Regions from separate parts of the Homo sapiens genome. Here region 1 is linked to region 2. Evidence: chromatin loops called from intact Hi-C (ENCODE). Cell type or tissue: PC-3. All regions are shown on one strand. Each heading gives the region's core, and the rest is flanking DNA. Links, peaks and the distances in the headings are about the cores only.

Region 1 (5,382 bases), core at 85-5,084, 100 kb before region 2:
TCCATTGGAACTTTAGGTTTAGCAGTTTCCATCTCCTGGTCCCAGCCTCCTTCTCTCCCTTTCCCACTCCTGAGCATGGCCACTTCCTTCAACCTTCTCTCAGGGCAGGGGTGAGAATTCCTTCTCTACCCTGGTGGCATTAAAGACTTGATCGTAACACTCCAGGTGAGGTCTTCTCAGCACAGAGCTTAGAAACTCCTCGACACTTTTCTCCGGCGATGCAGGTTAAACTTATCCTGCCTTTGGAGCAACCACTTTACTTTGTTGACTTACAAAGTGCTAGTCATCAGCTAAAGCCCGAAACCTTTCATCTAAACTGCTTTAACCCAGGACTCCCCCATCCTGTCTGCATGTAGCTGCATCTTTTAAAAGCCTTAATATGGCTGGGTGCCATGGCTCACGCCTGTAATCCCAGCACTTTGGGAAGCTGAGGCAGGCGGATCACGAGGTCAGGAGATTGAGACCATCCTGGCCAACATGGTGAAACCCCGTCTCTACTAAAAATACAAAAAATTAGCTGGGTGTGGTGGCGCATGCCTGTAATCCCAGCTACTCGAGAGGCTGAGGCAGGAGAATCACTTGAACCAGGGAGTCAGAGGTTGCAGATGGCGCCTCTGCACTCCAGCCTGGCGACAGAGCAGGACTCCGTCTCAAAAAAAAAAAAAAAAAAAAAAAAGGCCTTAACACTAGACCATACTTTTCCCGATTAAAATTTCACTTTTTGAGACTTAGTCCCCTGTGTCTTTTAGAAACAGAGCATGCCCGTGGTCAAAGTCATCTTAGAAGTCATTTTGTCCAATGCCATCATTTTATAGAGACGACTAAGGCCGAAAGAGATCACTGACTTGTATCACATGAAAACTGCAAATGGAAGAACCAGCAGGCCTTGGGGTCTTCAGGCAGGTGCCCTGACCCCAAGTTTAATGCTTGTTACTTCTTACAGCCTACCCTTCAGCCAATTTTAAATGTTCATCAAGACTAAAAAAATACTGCTAATAGAGTAGCGGTTGGCAAACCTGCAGGTCCAATCTGCCCCACCCTCTGGTTTGTAAATAAAGTGTTACTGGAACACAGCTGTGCCCATTTATGTATTGATGTTGTCCGCTTTCCTGCTACAAGGGCAGAGTTGAGTAGGTGCCATAGAGGTTTGACTGGTGAAATCCCAAATATTTACCACCTAGCCCTTTACAGGAAAATTTTGCTAACCTCTGTTACAAAAGAAAGAAAATAGGAGGAAAATACTACTTGTTAAAATATCTAGCTTATGGGCGGGGGCAGTGGCTCACGCCTGTAATCCCATCACTTTGGGAGGCTGAGGCAGACGGATCACAAGGTCAGGACCATCGAGACCATCCTGGCTAACATGGTGAAACCCCGTCTCTACTAAAAATACAAAAAATTAGCAGAATGTGGTGGTGGGCGCCTGTAGTCCCAGCTACTTGGGAGGCTGAGGCAGGAGAATGGCGTGAACCCAGGAGGCAGAGCTTGCAGTGAGCAGAGATCGCGCCACTGCACTCCAGCCTGGGTGACAGTGAGAGAGACTTTGTATCAAATAAAAAAAAAATCTAGCTTACAATATCCTAGGGTGTACGCAACCTCAAGGAGTGGGTAGAATACTAAGTGTGAGGCACAGAGTGAGCACCCGTCAGCCATGGTCATTCTCTGTGAGGCTTTCAGACACAATAGAGCATACAATGGATAAGGTCGGAGACAGCTGAAACATGAGGCAAATACTTCAGGAGTCAGTTTTCTTACAGACAACTGGTAAAAGTAAAATGGGATTTTGCCTGCTTAAAATTAAACTGTGGCATTCAGTTAGAAGTATCAGGGTTTCTTTAAGCTTTACCTCTGAGTATTTTAATAATACTGCACTTATAGAGTGCATTACAATTATCTGTCTATGTGCCTGCCTCCCCTATACATACATACTAGTCTGTAACTACACTGGGGCAGGGACCATGTTTTACTCATTTTTATATCTGTACCTAGCCTGATACACAGTGGGGGCTCAATATATATTGTTGAATCAATGAGTGGAGCTCTTTGATGCTTTCTAAAGAAAAATCAACATTGCTTACATTGTTATTTGGTATCTAGCAGATTTGCACATTTGCCTTTGAGTGGTATATTGATTCAATGACATGAACAGGTTATACCAATCCCTGAAAGGTTGCTCAATTTGAAAACATTGTCAGAAATCATCAAGTAAATTATGCTTAGAAAGTTTAACATGTAATATCTTCTCAGGTGGTAAAGTTTGCTAAAACAACAAAGACTGACCTCACTGATTAGTTCCCTTTTTATGATGATAGCTGAATCTGGCTGAAGATGAGATGAATGTTCCCTGAGGAATTAAACTGAAAATGAAAAGTCTTGTTTTCCCAAGCAAAAACAGAGCTAACAGTTAGTTCCTCTAGGAGAAAATGTGTCTTCAACTGGTCAAGTTTTTATCTGCTGACTTTTAACTCTAGAAGCACTGATGGAGTCACCTCTAAAGCCAAAATAGTCTTAAACTTTGATTTGATTATAATCCAAAGCTTAGAACTGCCTATCTGAGAGCAGGTTGTAGATTACAATTTATAAATAAGCCTAGCTAACTCAGTAAAACATGTCACAGCAGGGTACATCATGCCTTTGCTTCCTGTAATGTCTTAGCAACTTCTTTCATATAAATAGTTAATATGACTCATATCACAGGGATTGTCTGTTACATTCCTGTTTTGCCAGTTAGGTTGGTTCCACAGCTAAAGGCTTGGCACGGAAATATAAAAACTCTGGACGACGGGTGTGTAGCCGCACAACAGCTGCATCTGAGGGCATTTCCGAATAAGCACAGATGTCTCCAGGGTGGCCATGTAGTCTGGAGCCCCAAGTGCTGATAGAGCATTTTAAATATCATCACATGGCTGGGTTGGCACTCCACCCAAGTTGTCAGTGGCACCCAAAATTTGTTAAAATAACAAATTTTATTCTCCCATTCTTTATTTTCAACTAAGAATTACTGAAAACTAAGTATTCTAATGAAAGCAGACTATAAAATGAAAGAAGATGATGGCCTTGGGAAGTCACACCATTTCCTACAAGTTGGTTCAGGCACACATGGCCTACACACCTTCTGATTCACCCTCAGATATTTATAGCAGCAAGGTGTTAGTTCTTGAGCCAATTAAGAAAGCCTGGTAGGTGAGTAAGGTATTTTGATATGATAAACAAAGTCTTACCAGGTGCTACCAAACCAAAGCCTAGATACAGAAGCATCCTTCTTTAGAAAGGTTTGGGTAATTTAGGTTATCCTGTGAATGTCTCTTTTTGGAAGAAAAAAAGGGAACACCATAAAGTGTACCTTGAAGCTTCACAGATTTCTGAGAAATTAATGACCAAGCTCAGGGCCTCAAACAGCTTCTAGTGAGGATCTGACCAGTCATATGTAAGAACTGGTTGGTTACTTTATAAGCAGAGACTGAAGAAAACTCCTTCAGATCTCATCCTCCCTAGTTGCTTTCATTTGCCTGTCTCAGGGGAGTTACAGAAAGCTCAAAAGGAAGATATTACAGGAAGTTCTTAAACTCCCAAACTAAAACTGCTTGTACACATCTCCACCCCAGTCAAAGTGTGGCTCTGCAAGACATGATTGATGTCATATTGATGGCACCTCACACATAATAAACTCATTCTTTCTTAAGAAAGGTGCCTTTTACAGGGTTGGCCATGGAGAAAAAGAGGCAGGGCAATCACAGTGTAAACCTCCTCTCTTTACGCAGGCCACTATTTCTTTAATGTTTTGGGTATTAAGAAATTAGTGGCCCCACGCCTTATCAGAACACAACAGTCTAATCCAGTTTTTTTTTTTTTTTAAAGAGACAGGGTGACAGGGTTTTGCTCTGTCACCCAGGCTGGAGTACAGTGGCACAATCGTAGCTCACTGTAACCTTGAGCTCCTGGACTCAAGCGATCCTCCTGCCTCAGCCTCCCAAGTATCTAGGACTACAGACACAAGCCATCACAACCAGCTAATTATTTATTTATTTATTTTTTATAGAAATGGGGTCTCACTATGTTGCCCAATCTAGTTTGGAACTCCTCGCCTGAAGCAATACTCCCACCTTGGCCTCCCAAAGTGCTGGGATTATAGGTATGAGCCACCATGCCTAGCATCTAGGTAACTTTTTAAATCATATAACTTTAGTTGCTAGGACTTTTAATTCAAAAGAAAATAATACACTGGAGAATGTGCAGTATAATAATAGAGCTGGAAAATACGTAGAATAATTCACTGGAGAATATGTAGTATTTCATTGACCTCAACCCTAGAGAAGCAACTTCTTAGTAGACTGATGCCCAGCAGAAATAGGCAACCCCTGCGTGCAATTTCACGCCACATTCAGTCAAGATGACTCAGTTTTCAGCCACTCCACCACTGCCGATCTCCCTTCCCCACAACTTTGCAAAGGCAGATAACCAGATTAAGTTGTGTGGAAATTTTCATGACTAAAGCAAAACCTCCAGCTCTAACCAAATTAAATCACTAGTTACAAGATAGGGCTTAGAAACTACCTACTTTTTGTAAAAAGCCAAAGCATAATATAAAATGTGATCTTAGTTGGTGATGAACTAATCAACTAAAGTATTTGTATTTATAGACTCTAGGATTATTTTTGTATTTTTTTTTTGTTTTTAGACCCAGTCTCGCTCTGTCGCCCAGGCTGGAGTGCAGTGGTGTGATCTCAGCTCACTGCAAGCTCTGCCTCCCAGGTTCAAGCAATTCTCCTGCCTCAGCCACCCTAGAAGCTGGGAGTACAGGCACTCACCACCATGCCCAGCTAATTTTTTTGTATTTTTATTAGAGACGGGGTTTCACCATGAGTTAGCCAGGATGGTCTCAATCTCCTGACCTCGTGATCTGCCTGCCTCAGCCTCCCAAAGTGCTGGGATTACAGGTGTGAGCCACCACGCCTGGCCTTATTTTTGTATTTCTAAATTGAATACATACATCTCTAGTATTGTGGGGCTAATTCTACCTTGCATGGAATTTGCAGCCATCCTGTAAATTTCTGACTATAAATTTTCCCATCATTTCTCTTGACTCAACTATTCTATTTTAGGAACAATTTATATATCATGTTTCAGATGTATGCAAATAAAGAAAGTGGAGCTGAAATCTCTCTGCTCATTCACACCTTTTTTGGAGCACAGGTAGATGCATTATTCTTTTTTTTTTTTTTTTTTTTTTTTTGAGATGGAGTCTCGCTCTGTCGCCCTGGCTGGAGTGCAGTGGCGTGATCTCGGCTCACTGCAAGCTCCGCCTCCTGGGTTCACGCCATTCTCCTGCCTCAGCCTCCCGAGTAGCTGGGGACTACAGGCACCCGCCACCATGCCCGGCTA
Region 2 (5,382 bases), core at 52-5,051:
TAGTGACAGGATCTGTAAATTTATATTATTTTAATTTTCCAAGTCATTTAAATACACCCAGTAGACAGGGATCAAATCTACAAACAACTGATGTCTATATCTCACAGCTTGTGGCAATCCACACATTTCATACATTTTTTTCTGATAATTCCACTTTGATAGAAAGTAATACAAATGCCAATTATGGTTTTTGGAAAGTAACTACAATTCCAAAGCACGAAACCAAACTGTGTTAAAGATAAACCTACAGTCACTGGAATTTCTCTGTATACAAAGCGTCTGAGTCACTGAAGTGTCACTGCGAGATGCATTTCTCCCAAGGTGTCGTTCTAAATATGCAAGGATGCTGATGGGCAGGCCCTGGAGGGAGAATCCTAGGCTACGGGAGGGAGTTCCTCTCTCAAATGAGTCACCAGGACTATTAAAGTGGGGCTGCTCAATGTATTTCCCTAAGGAAGTTCATCTTTCACTGACTTTCTCGACTGTACCAAATGGCCTCCTGCAGGGTCTTTGGTTTCCTTATTTTAAGAGAAAGATATGATAACTGAAGAAAAATCCTCTTCCAGGAATTTATATCATTACACTCTTCCTACCAATGAACAAATACTAAATCTCAAAAAAACAAAAGTTGTTATGGGGTAAAAATATTGAGTCCTTATATTATTTATGTGAGTCACTATCCAATAATTCATAATTTAATAAGCATCATTGGCCAGAAGATTTTTACTACGTACCTGCCACAGCACATGGCCAGGAAGCAATGTGCCAGAAAGTGCAAGGGAATCAAGGAAAGGTTTCTGGTCTAGTGGCTGTTCTGTAGTGTAGCTGCTGAGATGCCAATCACAGGCATGGCAAAATACAAAAGACACACACTAAAAAGGAAGAGCACCAGGTCGAACAGCATAGAGAGCGTAGAGAAGATGAGAGAGGACATGGTGGAGTCAGAAAGGTGTCATGGAAAAAACAGGTCTAATGGATGAGCAAAATGGGGCTAGAGAGAGTTAAGGAGTGGCAAAAGCAGGGAGGCACAGATGAAGCATGCTGGGTTTGAAGAATGGCGAGATGACCTACGCAGGAATTCTAGCTTTACTATTACTTTGCCTCCCTGAGAACTCTTCTGCAAATGACTTTCCTGAACACAAACACAGATTACTGGTTATTTCTGAAATAGTAGTAGCTGGACAGACCTGAGCAAACTTTACTCTCCCACTTGCTTTTTTCCAAGACGAATAGCATGTAGTCTGCAAGAACAAAGCTAAGTAGTGTGCACGAGGACGGTCCGAGCAGAATAAAGTGTGGTAACATGCATGGGGATTGAATTCTCTGGACATGAGCTCATTGGTATCACACTCTTCATGCTGGGGAAGCAAACATCCGTGGCTCTGTCTACAGGCAGCACCTCATAGATCAAATCAATGGTTAGCGAGTGAGCAGGCCATTTTTCCACAGAGAGAAGTGCATTTTTATAAGATATCTTCCCCTAACTCTGTCTCAAGTTAGGATGCCATCTTCTTTTCCTAAGGTTTTAATAGTCGACTAGGTAACAGACAATGAGATAAAAAAAATGTGACTGCTTATTTTTTTTGGAGGATGATGATAATCATGCCAACTTTGCTAGCTGACCCATTTTGGGTGTTACTTTATTCCTTGCTATAACAAAAATCTCCAACCCAGATGACAAAGTAGAATCCCTGAAACTAAGATCAATGTATCTCGAATTGCACAAAAGTAGATTTTGTGGGCATGATCCAATCCCCCCACCCCCACCAGTGCTACAGAGCTGTGTGTCGCAGGAACAAAAAGCTGAGGGGATTTCCACAGATCACCCATTACAAAACCACACACGCTGGTCACTAGAGAGGAAAACAGTCCTGGACAGAATGAGGAGTGGTTTGCGTAGGGATGAAAACTAGCTGGATCCTTCAGCAGGACATCAGTGAAGATTCCTGCCCCTAAAAATATCAGAATGTTCCACTCTGAGTGGGAGTTTTCATCTTTAAATGTTATTTAATGTTTTAGAACATCATACAAGATTTTTTAAAATGGTGTAACTAAGCAACATCCCCTCTGACAAAGGGGGAGAGCAGCATTTTGATTAATATATTTGAATATTTTGGTTATTGGAAGAGGTAACGGAAGAATGCTCAGAAGGATGGAAAAGGGAAGTTGGTGCCCAGGGGCACAGGCTTCTGTTGCACCTACAATGTGTAACCTCTGACTGCAAGAGGAGCATTTTTTTTTTTTGTAAAAAGCTATTTCTGAGAAATATATACAAAGGCAGGTGGAAGTAAGCACAGGCACGATGACTGATTAGGGAGGACCCCAGTGATCCACAGAGCCCAGCCCTCCTGTTCATAAGCAGGAGAGATGGAGGACATGGACCAAAGAGCAATGAATGAGTCCATCTATCCTAGCTGCTTTTTCCCACAGCCTGATGTGGCAGGCAACATCTCCCCCTGCTGGCCTCAAATTATGGGAAAAAAATAAAAAAATATATATATATAAAATATATATTTGTATAGAAACATTTTAATATTTGCATATACTTATATGTATCCAAATATATAATATATGTTATATATCTATCTACCTCCATTCTTTTGGGCTATAAAAAGAGTATTTTGAATTCACTAATCGAAAGCATGTTGCCTCAGAGGGCAGTGAGCTAGGAAAAGGGAAAGGCATCCTGTACGAACCTGTAAGGACCTGATATCGGCTGAGCCAGGTCTAGCCTCAGGAGGAAGAGAACAGAGGATGAGCGGCATCTGCTCTCTGAGGTCCCTTCTGGACAGCTGAAGCCAGTCATAGATCATGGCAATATAAGGGCCCCTTTTGATAATCTTCAGGATACATTTGCTTATAGCATTGCTAAAATACAGATTTAGCACTCTGTATTTGAATATTCTTTAAACAGAAAAGCCCCATTATTTTCAAATTTTTGACTTACTAATTTTCATAAATACAAATGAAGATGTCCCTCAGGGTAGCAGCATGCCTGCTCCCCTCTACCATGGGTTGGAGGGTGGTCATTTGTGAGACGTCACTTTGGGCATATTCCAGGGCAAGTTGGGGAGGCGGAGGGGCTTTGAACAGTGTTTAGGAACTTAAACCTGTTCTCGAGTAAAGGGGTTTCTGTAACTGTGAAATTCTGACACTGCATTTAAAATCAACCATTCTACCACCTGTTTAAAAGAAGAATACATTTCTGGGTTTGTATATGAATAAAATATTTCCAGATAGATAACTTGACACTGGTTGTAGTGGTTGCCTTCAGGGTGGGAAAACTGGCAATTGGACATGAAGCTGGGGAGACGTTTACTTTCAATTTTTATACTTTTTAAACATTATACTCTTTCGTATATTACCTATTCAAAATTATTTTTTAGAAAAGCAATCACAACTCAGCTGTATTAACCCTAGGCATTTATATAAGATTATATTTCAAGCCCTCTCTGCAAAAAGGTTCTACAAGCCACTCCCTGCAAGAAATGGTTTTGCCTCAGACTAGGATCTCATCCATCATCTTAAATAGCTACACGATTCACTCAGGCAGTAGTTAACAGCCTGTTCCTATTTAGAGAGTCTGGATTTTCCCCAAGTTTCTAGAAGTTGAATATTTGAAGCATAAAGATGGATGGAATAAAAATGTCCTTCTTCCTTTAATCATATCTATTTTACTTAAAAGGTAGAATAATCTTAAAGAATCAAGCTAATCGTAATTTATTCTAGAACATGACTTTCACCATTGTCCTATGTGTTTTCATTAAACTATTAATATTATGATTCTTATTCACAGCTTTACTCTTCATGCTTTTGAGGAAATTTACCCACATGCCAGTGACATGCTCACTTGTCAGTTACATGTCACTGGAAGTTGTCTTCTCTTTAACAAGGGCCAGTGGAGCCTGAAATGGCCAGGCTTTCCTCTGCTAAAACTCAGAAAAACAAAAGGGACAATATCCATGCAGATGTGGCAGAAACCTAATAGGACTAGAGAACTAACTGGGCCTAAAATATAAAGTGTGAAGATGGGGGATGAAAAGCATTAAATCTCCATCCAAGGGGCAAAAAGACCTTTCTGATATTGGTGGGAGGGGACTTAGGAATGGTGAAAGTTACAGAAAAGGCTCTGATAGTAAAAATAAGAGACCGAGGCCACCCCATCTACACCAAATAAAAAGGCACCCATGACACATCTATTCTGGCAAGGTACCAACCTGAGCACCACTCAGAGAAAAGACTCTCACTCACAGTTGTCACTTGCATACTGTTTCCTAATCCTATATACATTTCCCAGGGCTGGGATGGGTAAGTATGTGAAATCGCTATGTAATTTATACAAATATCAGTGTTTTGTCATATTCCTCAATGATCACATATCAATTCAGTACATAGCAATGTAGGATGAAGTTTAGTACTCTAAGCTCACTCATTGATACAAGATTTAGTGAGCACCTAGAATAAGACCCAGCACAAAGGTAGCACTCAATGAATATTTCAGGATAGATGAGGAGATAGATGGACAGATGGATGGAAGGAGGGAAGGAAGAACAGAAAGCAAATATGAATAAATGAATGACCACAACCCATAAAAGACTGTATAGAATGAAACAGACATTCTGGCCTGCCAGTACTTTTGAAACCTCTTAAATTTTAAAACTCACAAATGCATACTGCACAAATGACCCATTCAGGTTCTGTGAGCCTGAGCTCTCTTGAATACTTGACTGTCTTATGACAAGTAAGTGTAGATGAAGCTGGCCCTCCTCTTGAATGCCCTGAGGCTCATCTACCCACATTTATACTTGGTTTTGTCCTTCAAATCCATTCAGGTAAGCCCTATAATGAAATAAATTTGGACTACCTGCCTCCTCTGGGGATTTATCCAGACAAACTAAAGCCATCTTAAATTCACAAATAGCCTACGTAGTGCTCAAATCCAGGTTTTCCCTGGAACTTTAATAGATCAATTTTCAGAGATTTTTAAACCTTTGTTTGGACTTCTGGTGAGTTAAAGATAAACAAATTTCCTTTCTGCAGATAAAAACAAACATTTTTAAATACTTTGCATTTTCAGGATTGGAGGTGGAAAATATTTTAGAAACTGTCTAATCTCTTCACAATTTTAAAAAAAAGTTCCATGCAATCAGCTCCAGAGATTCAACCAACATTCCATTGTGAGTCCCTTTAAGAATGCTCTAGCCAGACAATGGGTTTTAAAAATGACATCCAGCCGGGCACGGTGGCTCACGTCTGTAATCTCAGCACTTCGGGAGGCCAAGGTGGGTGGATCACTGGAGGTCAGGAGTTTGAAACCAGCCTGGCCAACATGGTGAAAACCTGTCTATATTAAAAATACAAAAATTAGCCGGGCATGGTGAT

Evidence for each region. A loop is a pair of places that touch in the nucleus more often than their neighbours do. Peaks named below come from ENCODE experiments on the same cell type or tissue, not always from the same donor. Only the 100,000 strongest peaks of a DNase experiment are listed, where the experiment ranks them.
Region 1: a loop joins it to region 2, with 4 times the contacts of the local background. A loop is called at or near these places in 4 of 110 quality-filtered maps.

The regions. Positions count from the first base shown.
Region 1 is chr2:196,230,441-196,235,822 of GRCh38, forward strand. All of the region lies in intron 21 of HECW2 (HECT, C2 and WW domain containing E3 ubiquitin protein ligase 2), which reads right to left. Among named protein-coding and RNA genes, the nearest start is that of HECW2-AS1, 27 kb to the right of the region's middle. In PC-3, for the core only: no CTCF peak of the experiment used is centred there; a DNase peak (open chromatin) is centred at 2,731; H3K4me3 peaks cover 451 bases; H3K27ac peaks cover 1,633 bases.
Region 2 is chr2:196,335,084-196,340,465 of GRCh38, forward strand. The region is part of intron 3 of HECW2 (HECT, C2 and WW domain containing E3 ubiquitin protein ligase 2); the gene reads right to left. Among named protein-coding and RNA genes, the nearest start is that of HECW2-AS1, 78 kb to the left of the region's middle. In PC-3, for the core only: a CTCF peak has its summit at 2,431 (motif pointing left); DNase peaks (open chromatin) are centred at 348 and 2,438; H3K27ac peaks cover 1,492 bases.